Linked DNA regions of Homo sapiens: region 2 is linked to region 1. A link is a contact called in ENCODE POLR2A ChIA-PET data. All regions are on one chromosome and are shown on one strand. Each heading gives the region's core, a stretch centred on a gene start or an enhancer-like site at or near the end of the contact. The rest is flanking DNA. Distances are from core to core; before and after follow the strand shown. Region 1 holds the start of ANKHD1-DT (ANKHD1 divergent transcript). Region 2 holds the start of CSNK1A1 (casein kinase 1 alpha 1).

Region 1 (5,891 bases), core at 1,883-4,382:
AAAGTACTGGGATTACAGGCGTGAGCCACCATGCCCAGCCATTAAATCACATTTAATAGAGATTCTATATAGCAGTCACCAAAATATAGGAGACTAGGAGTTCCTAATTCCCATACTGACTGTCAAACTACTGACAAGTATCTCAAGTAAAGGTCCTGGTGAAACAAAGATTATTGCTCAATCACATTTCTTTAGCTATACTCAGGGTTAGTTGCTAGGCACTGAGTAAAGAGAGTGTTTTCTTCCCTCTCAAATAAATTGAGAAAAATGTATATATATCCAGATTTCCTTTCCCTGTGTCCTTGAGAGTCATTGTATTTGTTTAAAGAATTTAATGAGTTTGTTCAGGGAGTTGCATCAGAAATTATTTTTGTATCAGTAGTAAGCATGACAACTAGTTCCTTTGTAATGCTGTACCAGTCAATACCTGTTTTTGCCTAAGGATGTATCCATACCAATTCTGGATAATCCAGCTTTGAAGTGGGTTGGGCAGTGCCAGGTTTCTTTTGTTGGTGTTATTAGTTTGGGTTGTGACTTAGTCACACATGCCTTGAAAACTTAACAGCACTGAGGATATAGGCTAATTAAGTTCCACAAATGCTAACTAAAGCCAGTGTACATAGCATTTACATTAAAATAGTTCTCTAGAATAGGTACAAGACTTTTTTTTAACATTTTCTACAACTTATTTATTATCTAGAAAGAACATTTAACAAACATGTTCTGCTCATAGAAAACACTATCCTTTACATGTGAAATGTCAAAATGAGCAATTACTAAGCCAAAGAAATGTTTATGATATTCAAAATGTTTTTTAAATAAATGTTTGGCAGAATCAACTTTTAAAGTTATTTTAAAAATCATTATATTCTTATAAAATTTTAAGATCCCAGTTTAAGGATGACGAAATATTAAATATTGCACAGTTGAGATATATAAAGGCCTTTGTTAAAGTTGTAAGAGAGGAGAAAATGACTTTTTTTTTTTTTTTTTGAGACTGAGTCTTGCTCTGTCGCCAGGCTGCAGTGCAGTGGTGCGATCTCGGCTCACTGCAACCTCCGCCTCCTGGGTTCAAGCGATTCTCTTGCCTCAGCCACCCGAGTAGCTGGGATTACAGGCACGCGCCGCCACACTTGGCTAATTTTTGTATTTTTAGTAGAGACGGGGTTTCACCATGTTGGCCAGGATGGTCTCCATCTCCTGACCTCGTGATCCGCTCACCTCTGCCTCCCAAGGTGCTGGGATTACAGGTGTGAGCCACTGCGCCCGGCCATTTTTTTTTTTTTCAGCCAAATTCTGTTATCATATGGACATTCTCTGGGTCAAAGGATATTTTCCATACAAACCACCAGACTCCTTTTTTGGTCATGTCTGATTAAAGGATTAGATAGAAACCGTTTTTTTTTTATTTTTTTAATTTTTTTAGACAGGGCACCGCTCTGTTGCTCAGGCTGGAGTTCAGTGGCACGATCTCGGCTCACTGCAACCTCCATCTCCCAGGCTCAGGGGATCCCTCCCACCTCAGCCTCCTGAGTAGCTGGAATTACAGGCATGCACCACCATGCTCGGCTAATTTTTTTTTTTTTTTTGAGACGATGTGTTGCTCTGTCGCCTAACCTGGAGTGCAGTGGCACGATCTTGGCTCACTGCAAACTTCGCCTCCTGGGTTCAAGTGATTCTCCTGCCTCAGCCTCCCGAGTAGCTGGGATTACAGGCACGCACCATCACATCTGGCTAATTTTTGTATTTTTAGTATAGACGGGGTTTCGCCATGTTGGCCAGGCTGGTCTAGAACTCCTAACCTCAAATGATCCGCCCACCTAGGCCTCCCAAAGTGCTGGGATTAACAGGCGTGAGTCACCGCGCCGAGCCCAATTTTTGTATTTTTGGTAAAGACGGGATTTCACCATGTTGCCTAGGCTGGGCTCGAACTACTGGGTTCAAATGATCCGCCCGCCTCAACATCCCATAGTGTTGGGATTACAGGCGTGAGCCACGGCGCCCGCTATAGAATCTGAATATTTTTAACCCCCCTCTTTACTGACAAGATAAAGACAGAGATAGAGAGATGCATATAGGGAGGAAGAGATCTCCTTAGAGGAGGGAAGACCACCACAGCTAGCCTTGTTTTGCACCACACAGATCTGATTAGAACTAGAATTAGTTGGGCTGGCAGGACCCAGGGGCGAGCAGAGAGTTCCTGAAGGAAGAGGAGACAATAACTAGCAAAAATGAGTCTTTCCTGTAAGTTTGGGACTTTGCTAAGCGCTATATTATCATCTAATTTATTCATAACAACAACCCAATGAGGAAGGTACTAATATTACTCCCATTTCACAGAGGAGCGAGTTGAAAGTCACAAAAATGAAACAGCAAACGCGCCGAAGTCAGGCAGCAAGTAAGTGGCAGCACCAGAACTCGAAACTGCCTCGGAGCATGCACTCTTCACCACCCCGTTCCACCTTGAGGTCGGATTCCGCACGCCGTTCGCGGCATTCCCACCTTCCTACGTGGGACAGTTCCCGGTACTGAGGCATGGCGCTGTCCAGCCCTCAGGCCCGCAGCCGTCCGCAAGCAGGAGAACGCGGCCCCGCTGGGCGATCCTGCCCGAAGGCGCCCGAACTGCGGCGCGCGGCCGGGTCCTGGCGGGCGGGTCGAGTCTCCCCAAGGCGGCCATCCCAAGCAGCTCCCCGGATGTCCCTCAGACCCGCGCGCTAGGCTCAACTCAGAAAGGCGGGAGGCGCGAAGCGAGATCGGCCTTGCCCCTCGACTGTCCCCTCATCGCTCCCCGTCCTCTATTCCCTCCCAAATAGCCCCCGGCAAATAGGTTACACATCTTCACCTGTCCCAGAGGTGGTGACTGCTCTAGTGACTGACGCTACGCTCCTCCAACCAGGCAATGGCAGGAAGGTGGAGCCTTCCTAAGACTGATGGCTTCCTTTCTCCAATCCCGGTGCAGCTATTCTCCGGCCATAGTCTCGGCGCCCAGCGGAGAGCGACAGGTGGGAGCTGCGTTACTTCGGCGCCTCTTGCATCCTTGACGTAGAAGTTTCACCAAGCGCAGGGTGAAGTCTACTCCAAATTTGACCAATTCTTGCGGGTCATCACTTCAGCAGTCATTTTATTCAGAAGTGGAAATTTCCCGGCCCTTTCCCGTCACCTCAGATGAGGGCGGGATCAATGGTACTCCCACAGGCCAATTGTACCACGCGACGTCCCGCGACAAAGTGACCGACACTTTATGGCGCCAATGAATTCTCCCATTGTTCGGGGTCACTATGACTGACCACAAGGCCAACTAATCCACTTTAAGGTCGTGACGCGATAGTCAGGCGGGTTGGCCAATAGACATAGGAAAAGAGCGGAAGTCAGCTGGTGAAGAGTGGGAGGCGGGTGTTCGCAACCGCCTAGGCCTGCGCGGGTCAACGCAGCTTGGCGGCTGCGAGCCAGCGAGCGGCGCGTGACGAAGAGCCTGAGCGACGGGTCACTTTGGCCAATGATCTGCAGCCGCCAGGGTATTGCAGCCAGTGGCGAGTCGAGGGGGCGGGAGGCAGCAGGTTAGGCAGTGAGAAGTTAGTGGCGCTGCTGGGACGGGGGAAAGGAGACGCTTCTTCCTCTTGCTGCTCTTCTCGTTCCCGAGATCAGCGGCGGCGGTGACCGCGAGTGGGTCGGCACCGTCTCCGGCTCCGGGTGCGAACAATGCTGACTGATAGCGGAGGCGGCGGCACCTCCTTTGAGGAGGACCTGGACTCTGTGGCTCCGCGATCCGCCCCAGCTGGGGCCTCGGAGCCGCCTCCGCCGGGAGGGGTCGGTCTGGGGATCCGCACCGTGAGGCTCTTTGGGGAGGCCGGGCCAGCGTCGGGAGTCGGCAGCAGCGGCGGCGGCGGCAGCGGCAGCGGTACGGGCGGAGGGGACGCGGCGCTGGATTTCAAGTTGGCGGCTGCCGTGCTGAGGACCGGGGGTGGAGGTGGTGCCTCTGGCAGTGACGAGGACGAAGTGTCCGAGGTAAGGCTCCGGGACCCTCGCCTCCCACACATTGTGAGGCGTGAATTCTCTTTGGGTAGGCTCTGGGCCGGGGCCATCCTCCCGCTTCCCTGGTGGAGCCCTTCTGTGACAGCGGTCGGCTCCATGGCGGCGGTGGCCGCGGTGAGGGCCTAGTGAGCCCTCGGCTTACTCTTTAGCTCGAGCGGGACAGGTTCCCGTCACCATTCGTAGACCCACAATAGGGAGTCCTTTGGTCTCTGAGCTTCGCGCGGGAACAGGGACTCCTCAGGCTGCCTCCCGCCCACCCTGCTTTGGAGTTGGGGGTGGGGGGCGGGGTCTTGCCAGAGTCCCTGCCCTTGGTACTGAGAGAGACAAACAGAGACAGAGACAGAGCTGGTGCAAAGATCGTTTCTCTTCTTTGCCTCTCCTCAGAGTTGAGGGATACGTTTATTTGCCTTCTGCCTTGTGTGTGTCTTACCTGTGTGCTTAAGGACGGTTCTTATTCTCCCTCTTCAGTTTGAGACAGGTTTGAGTATTAGGGATCTCTCGGCTTTTACCCTGAAAAATCACGTGACTCCTCCTTCTGGGACCTTTTGTGAAGTTAGACAGGAAAAGGAAGTTCCAGGGCATCCCTGAGCTTCGGAATAGCTGGGTAGCTGAACTCGGAGGTTTTAGGCTTGGAGAAAGTGGGGCAACCTGTGGAAACCTCTTCTTTTTTTTTTTTTTTTTTTTTTTTTTGAGATGGAGTTTCGCTCTTGTTGTCCACGCTAGAATACACGTGATCTCAGCTCACTGCAACCTCCGCCTCCCGGGTTCAAGCGATTCTCCTGCCTCAGCCTCCCGAGTAGCTGGGATTACAGGCGTGCGCCACCACGCCCGACTAATTTTGTATTTTTATTAGATACGGGGTTTCACCATGTTGGTCAGGCTGGTCTCGAACTCCTGACCTCAGGTGATCCGCCCGCCTCGGCCTCCCAAAGTGCTGGGATTACAGGTATGAGCCACCGTGCCCGGCTGGACACCTTCACTCTGCCTTTGCAGTGAAGTCCTTCATTTCTTTAACTCTTCTGTGTGTACTCTAATGTGTACACATTTTTAGGTCTGAGCAACCTGGGATGGTAGGCATTAACTTCTTTTGGGTTCTGGGGAAAAAGGGGCGGGTTTTGTTTTTGTTTTTTGAGATGGAGTTTCGCTCTGTCGCCAGGCTGGAGTGCAGTGGCGCGATCTCGGCACACTGCAACCTCCGCCTCCTGGGTTCAAGCGATTCCCCTGCCTTAGCCTCCTGAGTAGCTGGGACTACAGGCGCGTGCCACCACTCCCGGCTAATATTTTGTATTTTTTAGTAAAGACAGGGTTTCACCATGTCCAGGATGGTCTCGATCTCCTGACCTTGTGATCCCAAGGGGCGGTATTTTATGTGTATACTTTTTTCTGTTGACTGTGGCTTGCGTAGAGTACTGTACCGTGATTGTTTTAAGTGCTCAGAGTATTTCTTCTATTTTGGTTCTGAGGTGCCTGAGTTGTCACCTGTGACCAGTTATTTTAACCTCTGGTCTTGGTGTTAAAGTACAGGAATTTCTCTGTGTGTACTAACAATCCCGGCTCTTGGATTTGAGAGGAATAAGGAGAAATTATTTGTGGGTTACAGACTGCAGTTAGTATACTGTCTTATCATTCTAGGTCTGAACAGGGTTTTATTTAATATTTAAAACCTTAGTACATTCTGACCCTAACATTTTGCTTTGGAAAAAAAAGTGTGTGGGTTATAAGGCGGGTAGTCCCTTGAATGTCTACGTCTTTGAATTTCACGGTAAGGGAAATAACTTCTAAGCCAAGGTGAGAGAAATGTTTTATTTGAGTAGGCAGTTATGGGGAGAGACTCTGGAGTATCCCTGCTCTTGGTCTTG
Region 2 (6,733 bases), core at 2,134-4,633, 9.2 Mb after region 1:
AGACGAGGTTTCACCACGTTGGCCAGGCTGGTGTTGAACTCCTGACTTAAAGTAACCTGCCTGCCTTGGCCTCCCAAAGTGCTTGGATTACAGGCGTGAGCCACCACGCCTGGCTGGAACTCTTTTTAAGGACAGTTTTATTTGAGTTGTTTCCATGTAAAGACTATGCAACCCAGTCCTTAATTCAAGACATGAAAAATACAAACTGGAATAGAAAAAGGGGCTAACAGGCTGGGCCCGGTGGCTCACGCCTATAATCCCAGCACTTTGGGAGGCTGAGGCAGGTGGATCACCTGAGGTCAGGAGGTGGAGACCAGCCTGGCCAACACGGCAAAACCTCAGCTCTACTAAAAATACAAAAATTAGCCAGGCGTAGTAGTGCAGCTCTGCAATTCCAGCTACTTGGGAGGCTGAGGCAGGAGGATCACTTGAACCTGGGAGGCGGAGGCTGCAGTTAGCCAAGGTTGCGCCACTGCACTCTAGCCTGGGCAACAGAGTAAGGCTCCGTTTCAAAAGAAAAAAAAGCCGGGCACAGTGGCTCATGCCTGTAATCCCAGCACTTTGGGAGGCCGAGGCAGGCAGATCACCTGAGGTCAGGAGTTCGAGCCCAGCCTGGCCAACGTGGTGAAACTAAAATACAAAAATTAGCTAGGCGTGGTGGCGGGCGCCTGTAATCCCAGCTACTCAGGAGGCTGAGGCACGAGAATCACTTGAACCCGGGAGGCAGAGGTTGCAGTGAGCCAAGATCGTGCCATTCATTGCACTCCAGCCTGGACCACAAGAGCGAAAACTCCGTCTTAAAGAAGAGGCTCCAGTAAACAGTAAGTACCATTCTTACCTATTCTGAATAATTTTGCAAATGTTATTTTAGATTATTGCTGGAAAATAGCTGGGCTTTAAACTATATTTTAGTCTCCATTCCATGAAGAGGATCTTTAATCCCAAAAGTTAAAACATTAAAACCCTCCAAAGTAAAGTTAACCATTTGACAGAACAATGTCTATCTCGTCATCTTTTATCCTCGTTACTGCTATTTGCACTCACCAATATTCCACACCAACAAAGGCCCCAATTTCTCTGATGTGAAGATTTACTGACAAACTCAACAGGTTAAAATTACTTATCAAAGTGTGGCTAAGTGATTAAGATTTTTTTAAATACAACTGATATGAGTAAATTTTAACATAGTTGGTGCTGCTCAAACTGCCTTTGCCACTACCTATACAAATTTAGTCCCGACTGAAACGTGCCAAATATGACCATTCACGAAAAGAAAGAGTAATTAACACTTTTAAAAGAACTACGAAGGATTTTACATAGTGTAATTCAACAATTTCGTGTCACATCTGCTGCAGAGATCACAAACACTGTCACTATGCCATCTCCTTCCTCGAACCTCCACACCGCCTCCTGCAGCTTTATTCTTGGCTTTTCAAAGGTTTAATCCACTCGGGGCTGCTAAAGGAGGAATCAAGGAAGCATAATTTGTGAACTCAAGCTGAGAAAAGGGCAGGAATATGGGGTTGAGTCACGTCGTTCCGCCATTTTCTAAGCGGAGGAGGAAGACATGTTGGAACAAAAACACAACAAAAGAGCAGCCATTTCCCAAGCCAGCTCCAATAGCAACTCGAACTGACACTGCCGGGTCGCTTCGGCACCTTCAAATCCACTTCACTGGACAAACCTAAGTACATCAGAAGTGCCGCCGTAAAAAAGGCAGCAGCCAACCCTTCCGCGTAGGGATCAAAGATGACCTGCACGCATAACTGCAAATGAAAGCCTCGGGAAGAGTGAGAATGACGGAAGCGAAATGGAGCAGTGTAATACAATGAAATAAGTTGGCAAACTGAAATTTACTCAGTAATTGAGATGACTGACTTACAGGAAACCACCAGCTATAGGGAACCCAGGTAACTAAAACACCAAGACCCGGATTCAGCTGGTCTCATTACCTGCCTCTACCCACTTCCCCATTCCGTGCTTCCCTCAGCGGATCGCCTATATGCACCGGGTTCTTACCGTATGTGGGGGATGCCAACCCCACCTTGAAGAATCTTATAGAGCTTGCTCTCGTACAGCAACTGGGGATGCCTGGCCTTCTGAGATTCTAGCTTCACTGCCACTTCCTGCAGGGGAAAGAGGGGATGATGGCATCAACATCCCTACGGATTCAATGTCACTTAGGAAAGGAGGGAGACATTAGCAAAACTCCAAGTCGCGACTACAAGAAGAAGTGAAAAGCTGGAAAGAGAAAGCTCTCGGTAATTATAAAACGAGGCAACCAGCCTCAAAGGCCTCTTCAGGGGGTAGTGACGAAATCCGTACGTCCTCTAAAGTGCAGGAAAATGATTCATCCAGAAAAAAGAGGCAACCTCTGAACGTAGTGAGAGGTTTTTAAGGAACTAGGCGATCGGAAACTGTTCTAATTGGAACAAGAGGCCCAGTAGAATTAAGAATTAAAAAAAAAAAAACATGGGAATCACTGAAAGAGGATTTTGCCGTTTCCACCTTAAAAGACGGTTAAAAAAAAAAAAAGCTCGACTAAGGGACATTTATGGGACGTGTTTAACAAGGTGGGAAACTAGTTCCCCCAACCTTTCTATCGGGTTCTTGACCCTTTTAGGGAGACAGCGGACGAGGTTCGTAAGCCAGGAAAACTAGCTCCCTGGACTCCCTGGCGAGTGCGTGCGATGAGGAGAGGCCCGAGCACTTTGGGGGTGCACGGTGGTGGTGGGGGGAATGAGTAAAAGCGCAGCGTTATCGTGAACCCCACCCCAGATGATTACCTCGCCGTTGGTGATGTTGATCGCCAAATAGATGTCCCCGAAGGAGCCAGACCCGATCTTCCGTACCAGTTTATATTTCCCTCCGACAATGAATTCAGCCTTGGAGCCGCTGCTACTCGCCATCCTGAGAGACGAAGATGGAGGCTGGGGCCAAGCCCCGACACCTCTGGGAAGAGGACGGAGGCCTCGGGGCTCCTACACTAGGCAAGGCTACGGAGGAGGGCGGCAGGAAACGGAACACGGAGGCCTTTACCGGGGTTCGGGGCCCAGAATCAGCAGAGGGGAACCTGATCACCGCCGCTCAGTCAGGTTTCTTTTTGCCAGGCCGCAGTTTGTGAAGGGCTTCTCGGCGGTTACCAGGCTGGGCCACTTGTTTCTCGGCGGCCGCCGCTGCCTCGCTTGCGCGGCGACGTCGCGGGCTGGAAAAGGGGCGCGGTGAGCTAGGGCGGCGATACCGCTGCCACCACTGCCGCCGGCTCCGGCCCAGAGGGACCCCTGTCACTCCGCGGACGACGCCATCTTGTTACTCCAGCTCCAGCCAACACAAAATGCCCCCAGTCCCCGGGAGCCGCTTCTTCACGGCGCAGAGCACTCTGGGAAAGGGATCTCGGGCGCTCGCTCCGAAGGATCGGCAGCGAGAGGGCGGAACCGGATCCGTGAGAGTCGCGGCCCACGCTCCGAGCGTCACCCTGTCACCGCCCAGCTGCGCATGAGCGCTGCAACTCCTGCTGACTGCGCAGGCGTGCCGCGGCCTGTCCTCACCCCCGTCCCGGGCTCTCTTCCACTTCCGGTCGGCGGCGGCTCAGCAGGTGTTACCTGTTACTCGCCTCGGACCCGCCGGGTCTCTGGAAGGCTGAGTGGCCCCCCGGCCTTGATATTGGGAGGAGTCACCTTCATGTTTCGTGGCAGATGAAAGCTTAAGGCCTCCTTAGGAGTTGGGTATTGACCTGTGCTCTTTGAGGCGGTTTTTAACCTTTGATCTTTCTTCTGGCCGTTCCCCCGGACCGGCCTATTCCAACCCAGTTTCTGTTTGGAAAGAGGCTGTCGCCTCTGGTGGAGAGGAAGAGAAAAGCAGCCAGCGTCGAGGAATCTCTCAGGGCTCTCGGTTGTAGCAGAGCCTAGCTAATTACCCTTCATAATTAGAATTGTCCTATCTACTACGGAGTGTTATAGACCCTCTTTCCACAGGAGGGGAAGAAAGAAAGAAGCCGGAATCCCCCTGCCATCCTATGTCTTTGCATTATTGCCTCACTACCACATATGATCTTCAGAAGAAAACCTGGTATGTTGCTCATAATGAAGATTAAGGATAGATGGAATCAACAGAAAATTAATTTAACAAGAGTGAAAAAACTGTTATGTCCCCTCAACCCCACCAAAAAAAAAAAAAAAAAAAAAAAAAAGAATCGTATGTTGGTCTTGTTGAAAACCTCAGTATTAACCTGAACAGAGTAGAGGTAACTATTACAAAATTTAATTGACAACATTTAAAACTACACGGTAATTTTTTTCTTTTTTACAAAAAATCGATCAGAGAATCAAATTTTGACCACGTTTTGTTTTACAAAATTTGACCTGGGAAAATTGGGCTTAGTAATAATAATGTTCACGAAAGAAAACTCCATGGTTGATGCTATCATCTTAAGTCAGACCTCAGTCGTAAAAATTTAAGCTAAGCCTATCCTAAATAAAATTTAATTAAAATAGAAATGGGGGGCGGGCGCAGTGGCTCACGCCTGTAATCCCAGCACTTCGGGAGGCCGGGGCGGGCAGATCACTTGAGGTCAGTTGTTCGAGACCAGCCTGGCCAACATGATGAAACCCCGTATCTACTAAAAATACAAAAATTAGCCGGGTGTGATGGCGCACACTTGTAACCCCAGCTATTCGGGAGTCTGAGAATCGCTTGAACCCGGGAGGCGGAGGTTGCGGTGAGACTAGATCACGCCACTGTACTCCAGCCTGGGCAACAGAGAGACCCTGTCTCAAAAAAAAAATAATTAATTAAATAGAAATGGGAGAAAAATGTGAAGAATTTTAACTGCAACTTTGAAAGGTGGTCAAGTAATTAGTAATAGGGTTCATCTCGGAAGACAACTGAAGAGAGAGGGGAGGAGACTTCCCCTGAAGTTTAGCATGAAGTTTTTAAAGCCCAACCAACACTCAGGGTGCCCAACTCCCAAATCAGCACTGTTAGACATCATTCTCCTTTGGTGACTCTAAAGCATGTTTTGACTAAGTTAAAATCTGCTGTTAAATTCTGATATAAAATGCAGCCGGGCATGGTGGGCTCACACCTGTAATCCCAGCACTTTGGGAGGCCGAGGCGGCTGGATCACCTGAGGTCGGGAGTTCGAGACCATTCTGGCCAACGTGGTGAAACCCTGTCTCTACTAAAAATACAAAACTTAGCTGGGCATGGTAGCATGTGCCTTGTAGCTCCAGCTACTAGGGAGGCTGAGGCAGGAGAATCGCTTGAACCTGGGAGGCAGAGGTTACAGTGAGCCGAGATCGTGCCACTGCACTCCAGCCTGGAGACAGAGCGAGACTCCACTCCATCTAAAAAATTAATTAATTAATCAATTCTGGTCTTAAAAAAAAAAAAGCCAAGTTTAAGCATCTTGAGTTTTCCAGAGATCACTCCTTTTCTGCTAATTTTCTCACACACATCCAAAGTTTAATGGATTCCTCAGCTTGAGGAGTTCTCCATAAGGGGATGAGGTATACATTTAGACGGATATTTTGGTATTGTGATAAAAATGCTCAATGAAGCCGGGGGCAGGGTAAGGGTGGGCATGAAGTGGTCTAAATTAGTGATTCCCAAAGATCTGTGTATGGACAGGTGCAAGTGGCTAACAAAGTTTGCCATGAGGATGTGAGAAAAGTAAGCAATACATCTTTCATTTATTTATCTGATTTCACATTATATTTCATTCTGAGATTTAGTCTTTTCACATATGTGTCATTAAAATGCTCTTTTATAAAAAGGTGCCGATGGTAGATGGTTTTGGTTTTTAAAATATTCTTGCTCGGTTAAAAGTTGAGCCCGGGTGCAGTGGCTCACACCTGTAATCCTAGCACTTTGGGAGGCCAAGGAAGGGCAATCACCTGAGGTCAGGAGTTCGAGACCATCCTGGCCAACATGGTGAAACCCTGTCTCTACTAAAAACACAAAAATTAGCCGGGCGTGGTGGCGCATGCCTGTAATCCCAGCTACTTGGGAGGCTGAGGCATGAGAATCGCTTGAACTGGGGAGGTAGAGATTGCAGTGAGCCGAGATTGTGCCACTGCACTCCGGCCTGGGCAAGAGAGTGAGACTTTGTCTCAAAAAAAAAGTTGAAAGCTGCGTACGGTGGCTCATGCATGTAATCCCAACACTTTGGGAGGCCAAGGCAGGAGGATCATTTGACTCCAGGAGTTCCAGGCTGCTGTGAGCTATGATCAAACCACAGCATTCCAGCCTGAGCAACAGAGTGAGACCTTGTCTCAATAAATGAATGAATGAATGAATGAATGATAGGTACTTGTATGTCTAATCCTCCTCGCCTTTTTTTTAGAACTTGTGTAAGCCCATTAAATTCTACTGGTCTAAATGACTTCTGGAAACCCTTCTAACCCTGAGATTCTATAATTTTGTATATAAGGTATGAGTCCTCCTTTGTTTCCTGCCTGCTATAGTCACCATTCCAACACTGACAGTGCCCAGCAAAATGCACAAAAATGAGATGTGAGTGGGTCTAGCCTTTTCAAATGTGATTTTAGTTTCTTAAGATTTAAATTTATTGGATTTAAGAATGGCAAAATTGTTTTTTTTTTTTTTTACATAGAAAATGAAGTCCTCAGGTGTTGGCTATGACTCAGCCTTCTTCTTAAAGTCATGTATCATTTGCAGTAATTTTAGCCTAAAAGATTGAAGAATAACCTGTTTTTGGTGTTGCTGTTAAAGT

Evidence for each region. ChIA-PET counts read pairs that join two places held with the same protein, here RNA polymerase II (POLR2A).
Region 2: POLR2A ChIA-PET joins it to region 1 with 13 read pairs in activated CD4-positive, alpha-beta T cell. The contact joins the promoter of CSNK1A1 here to the promoter of ANKHD1-DT in region 1. POLR2A ChIA-PET finds 5 or more read pairs at or near these places in 2 of 52 experiments (HEK293T and activated CD4-positive, alpha-beta T cell).

The regions. Positions count from the first base shown.
Region 1 is chr5:140,398,269-140,404,159 of GRCh38, forward strand. It overlaps ANKHD1-DT (ANKHD1 divergent transcript), which reads right to left and starts at 3,133. Exons shown (of 2, transcript NR_186045.1): 1 at 2,843-3,133. ANKHD1-EIF4EBP3 (ANKHD1-EIF4EBP3 readthrough) reads left to right here and starts at 3,565. Exons shown (of 36, transcript NM_020690.6): 1 at 3,565-4,005. The coding sequence starts at 3,700. ANKHD1 (ankyrin repeat and KH domain containing 1) reads left to right here and starts at 3,565. Exons shown (of 34, transcript NM_017747.3): 1 at 3,565-4,005. The coding sequence starts at 3,700. RefSeq lists enhancers at 2,159-2,308, 2,399-2,548, 2,639-2,688, 2,879-3,768.
Region 2 is chr5:149,548,056-149,554,788 of GRCh38, forward strand. It overlaps CSNK1A1 (casein kinase 1 alpha 1), which reads right to left and starts at 3,384. Exons shown (of 10, transcript NM_001892.6): 1 at 2,787-3,384; 2 at 2,020-2,126. The coding sequence starts at 2,909. It also overlaps a transcript of ARHGEF37 not described here. RefSeq lists enhancers at 1,446-2,645, 2,892-2,951, 3,082-3,141, 3,172-3,841, 3,541-4,334 and 4 more.